2 separate regions of the Homo sapiens genome follow, and region 2 is linked to region 1. Evidence: read pairs that join two places in POLR2A ChIA-PET (ENCODE). Cell type or tissue: endothelial cell of umbilical vein. All regions are shown on one strand. Region 1 overlaps NR3C2 (nuclear receptor subfamily 3 group C member 2). Region 2 overlaps ARHGAP10 (Rho GTPase activating protein 10).

The links. Peaks named below come from ENCODE experiments on the same cell type or tissue, not always from the same donor. Only the 100,000 strongest peaks of a DNase experiment are listed, where the experiment ranks them.
Region 2: POLR2A ChIA-PET joins it to region 1 with 5 read pairs; 2 of 35 experiments call an interaction of 5 or more read pairs at or near these places.

Annotation. Positions count from the first base shown.
Region 1 is chr4:148,187,960-148,190,459 of GRCh38, forward strand. All of the region lies in intron 4 of NR3C2 (nuclear receptor subfamily 3 group C member 2), which reads right to left. Among named protein-coding and RNA genes, the nearest start is that of NR3C2, 250 kb to the right of the region's middle. In endothelial cell of umbilical vein, no CTCF peak of the experiment used is centred here; no DNase peak of the experiment used is centred here.
Region 2 is chr4:147,975,144-147,977,643 of GRCh38, forward strand. The region is part of intron 18 of ARHGAP10 (Rho GTPase activating protein 10); the gene reads left to right. Among named protein-coding and RNA genes, the nearest start is that of MIR4799, 190 kb to the left of the region's middle. In endothelial cell of umbilical vein, no CTCF peak of the experiment used is centred here; DNase peaks (open chromatin) are centred at 1,118 and 1,418.

The DNA of each region.
Region 1 (2,500 bases):
CATTTGTTGAAATGTCCTTTCCCTATCTTATGTTTTTGTTTATTTGTCAAAGATCAGTTGGCTCTAAGTATCTGGGTTTATTTCTGGGTTCTCTACTACGTTCCAATGGTCTATGTACCTATTTTTATACCGGTACTACACTGTTTTGGTAACTATGGCCTTACAGTATAGTTTGAAATCAGGTAATGGGATGTCTCCAGGTTTGTTCTTTTTGCTTAGTCTTGCTTTGTCTATGTAGGCTCTTTTTTAGTTCCATATGAATTTCAGAATTATTTTTTTCTAATTCTGCGAAGAATGATGGTGGTATTCTGATGGGGATTGCGTTGAATTTGTAGATTGCTTTTGGCAGTATGGTCATTTTCACAATATTGATTCTACCCAACCATGAGCATGGGATGTGTTTCCATTTGTTTGTGTTGTCTATGATTTCTTTCAAAACACTCTCAGCAGTGTTTTGTAGTCTTCCTTGTAGAGGTCTTTAGACTCCTTTCTTAGGTATATTCCTACACATTTGATTTTATATTTTTTGCAGGTATTGTAAAAGGGGATAAGTTCTTGATTTCATTTTCTGCTTGGTTGCTGTTGGTGTATAGAAGAGTTATTGATTTCTGTACATTATTCTTGTATCCGGAGACGTTGCTGAATTCTTTTATCAGTTCTAGGAGGTTTCTAGGGGGGTCCTTAGGGTTTTCAAGGTCAACGATCATATCATCAGCAAACAGTGACAGTCTGACTTCCTCTTTACTAATTTGGATACTGTTTATTTCTTTCTCTTGTCTGATCGCTCTGGCTAGGACTTCCAGTACTATGTTGAAGAGGAGTGGTGACAGTGGGCATCCTTGTCTTGTTCCAGTTCTCAGAGGGAATGCTTTCAACTTTTCCCGATTCAGTATCATGTTGGCTGTGGGTTTCTCACAGAAGGCTTTTATTACATTAAGGTATATACCTTGTATGCCGATTTTGCTGAGTTTTTTTTTTTTTTTTTTGAGATGGAATCTCACCTTGCTACCCAGGCTGGAGTGCAGTGGCGCGATCTTGGCTCATTGCAACCTCCGCCTCCTGGGTTCATGCGATTCTCCTGCCTCAGCCTCCCCAAGTAGCTGAGACTACAGGTGCGCGCCACCACCCCTGGCTAATTTTTGTATTTTTAGTAGAGACGGGGTTTTGCCATGTTGGCCAGGCTGCTCTTGAGCTCCTAATCTCAGGTGATCCTCCCACCTCAGTCTCCCAAAGTGTTGGCATTACAGGCATGAGCCAGTATGCCCAGCTGGGAGTTTTAATCAAAAAGCGATGCTGGATTTTGTCTAATGCATTTTTTGCATCTATTGAGATGATCATGTGATTTTTTTGTTTTTAATTCTGTTTATGTAACATATCACATTTATTGACTTGCATATGTTAAAGCATCCCTGCATGCCTGGTATGAAACCCACTTGATCATGGTGGATTATCTTTTCGATATGTTGTTGGATTCGGTTAGCTAGTATTTTGTTAAGAATTTTAGCATCTATGTGCATCGGCGATATCAGTCTGTAGTTTTCTTTTTTTGGTTATGTTCTTTCCTGGTTCTGGTATTAGGGTGATGAATTAGGGAGGGTTCCTTCTTTCTCTGTCTTGTGGAATAGTGTCAAAAGGATTGGTACCAATTCTTTGAATGTCTGATAGAATTCTGCTGTGAATCCATCTGGTCCTGGACTTTTTTTTGTTGACAATTTTTTAGTTACCATTTCAGTCTTTTTAGTTACCATTTTAATCTGCTTGTTATTGGTCTGCTCAAGGTATCTAATTCTTCCAGATTTAAGCCAGGAGGATTGTATTTTTCCAAGATTTTATCCATCTCTTCTAGGTTTTCTAGTTTATGTGTGTAAAGGTGTTTATAGTAGCCTTGAATGATCTTTTGTATTTCAGTGGTGTCAGTTTTAATATCTCCTATTTTGTTCCTTAGTGAGGTTATTTGGATTTTCTCTCTTCTTTTCTTGGTTAATGTTGCTAATGGTCTATCAATTTTATTTATCTTTTCAAAGAACCAGCTTTTTGTTTCATTTATCTTTTGTATTGTTTGTTTGTTTCAATTTCATTTAGTTCTGCTCTGATCTTGGTTATTGCTTTTCTTCTGCTGGGTTTGGGTTTGGTTTGTTCTTGTTTCTCTACTTCTTTGAGTTGTGACCTTAGATTGTTTGTGTTCTTTCAGACTTTTTGATGTAGGCATTCAGGGCTATGAACTTTCATCTCAGCATTGCCTCTGCTGTATCTCAGAGGTTTTGATAGGTTGTGTCATTACTGTCAATTCAGTTTGAAGAATTTTTAAATTGCCATCTTGATTTTGTTTTTGACCCAATGCTCATTCAGGAGCAGGTTAATTTCCATGTATTTGTATGGTTTTGAAGGTTCCTTTTGGAGTTGACGTCCAATTTTATTCCACTGTGGTCTGAGAGAGTGCTTGATATAATTTCAATTTTCTTAAATTTATTGAGGCTTGTTTTACGGCCTATCATATGGT
Region 2 (2,500 bases), 210 kb before region 1:
TTATAACTTTGTAATAAGCATTTTAGCCTTTGTAATAGGGATTGTGGTAGAATGTGTCTTTTTTTTGGTGTGACAGTGGAGGCCATTGTGGTGGTCTTGCTTTGTTGAAATGGCTGATGGCCTTGTACTGCCCAGAGGTGTCTTCATGGCACTTTGATTTATCCTTGTTTGTAACATGTGCTTCAAAGTCCCCGAGTAGTGTGTGTCCTCCAGTCACGGAGGAGCCTAGACAGAGCAGTAGGGAGAAGGGCATATGTGTTTCCCATATGTCTTAGTCTGTATTGTGTTGCTATAACAATACTTGAGACTGGGTAATTTTGAAGGAACAGAGATTTCATTTCTTACAGTTGCATAAGCTGGAAAGCCCAAGGTTGATGAGCTGCATCTGCCAAGGGCCTTCTTGATGCATCATCTCATGGCAGAAGGACAAGAGAACATGTGAAAAAGGAGTGACAGACAGAGTGCATGTGCAAGTGAGTGAGGGCCAAACTTGCTTTTCTAACGAACTCTCTTGATTACAAACCTATGCCTGAGATAACATGAATCCATTTGTGAGGGCAGGGACCTCATGACCTAATGACCTCTTAAAGCTCACATCTCTCAACACTATTACATTGAGGATTATGTTTTCAACATATGAACTCTGAGGGATGCAGTCAGACCATAGCAGTGTCCAATGTAATCACCAGAATAATGTTACGTGCACATATAGAGGAGTATCACACTGTGTTGTTTCACTCTTGTTAACCCTGCAACCAACTTTATGACCTGCATCTACCTCTCTTTGCCACGATCAGTAGAATGCATTGGTGCTCCTAGGTTCATTGGTGTAATTGGATTCCCATTCAGTCTCAACTTGCTGCTGTCCCAGTGACAGCCACATGTGGGCTGTTTTTGATGAGGAGTATCCACTGCTTCATTCCTGTGGCTACAAACACAATATATGTCCTATCCCTCTTCCGTAGGTTGGTCTCTGTCATTCTTTAATATATAAAGAGATTGAGTGAGTAATATCCAAACCATTTTCCATCAAGTGCAAGAGTCTTCCAGTCTTACAGCATGCTTGCCATTTAATGGGAAAAAGAAATCTCTTTAAAAAACATCTAGCCAAAAATGCTTCTTGATTTAGCTTTGCTGGCACTGGGTTGCTAGGCAGCACTAGTTTTTATGTGAGAGAAAAATAAATGTCTTAAACAACAACAACAATAGCAGCAGCAATAATAAAGCTGCAAAGTTTCTAAAAGCTTTGTGTCTGCCTGAGTATTGACTGTTCAGTGTAGAAGTCAAAATCCCATAGCAAGAATATTTGACAAATTTTCAGACTCCCCCCCATCCCCAGTTTTCATGAATGTTGACTTGTTTGGCATTGCTATGAAAACTTTACTGTTTTGTGTGTGGTTTTTTTTTTTTTTTCTTCTTCTCAGCAGGGCTTTGCATTTTCTGGAGTGTTTAAAAAGAGACTTTAAAAGCACAGGAAACTTTCTGTCTTCCTTTCTCTTTCCTTTAAGGAGAGAAGGAAAATAATAATGACATTGTCTTCCTTATTCTGTTTTTCTTTAGCTGTGGCATTGGAAGCTTCTGCTGTCATGTGGCTCTGTAAATGGTAGATTGTATTTTCCCTTGGGACCAGAGTGGTTTGATAAGAGCAAATTTAGGAGAGAGTCATTCTGCATCATTTTAGTGCCCAGTATAGACAAAGCACTGGGGAAAATTGAAGGGCTCCAATATAAAGTGTGCATAGATTTATTCTGTGTTGTCTGAGAAAGCATACTGAGTACAAGTGAGCAGTACTTGCCATGAGGTGAGTTTTTGATTCACTAGAAAGAAGAACTTCGTAATATTTATAATAATGAGAACATGTTCATGTTAGGGATGGGATTGAGGTGGAAGAAAGCAGGCCTCTGAGGTCCTGCCCACTCTGAAATTTTCTGCCCAAGCATCTGGAGATGCGGAGCTGCAAAGAGAGCTCCTCGGAGCCTAGCTTAGTGTTTAGAACTTGGCATTCAATCAGTATTTGCAGAATAAAAAATGATGATGAAGAATATCACCCTATTCTTCATTGCATTTTTAGGTTGTTTATATTCCCAGGAACAACAAGACTACTTGGAAGGGAAGATAGGAAGGAAAGAATGAGAGGGCGAGTGTGGTGGCGTATGTGTAGGTCGGCTCCAGGGAAGGCACCATCAGGTGCCTTTTCTTGAGGGGAGAGGGTAGTTTGGGTATATATGGGCTTGGTTTTTTGCCTTGAGCTAGTGCTCACTATGTATTTTTTCTTTGTAAAATAAAGCTTTTAGAGCTGTCTTTTTTGTATCTCTCAAGATAAAATTGGGAGCAATAATAATTATAATAGCTAACACTGATTGAAAGATGATTGTGTGCCAGGCACTAGGCTGGGCTCCTTATATGACATTTAATTGGACATTCCATAGACAGTTTAGTATAATATGGCATAGTAGGCTCTAAAGTGGAATTCCTGGAGTTGAAATCTCAGCTCCACTCA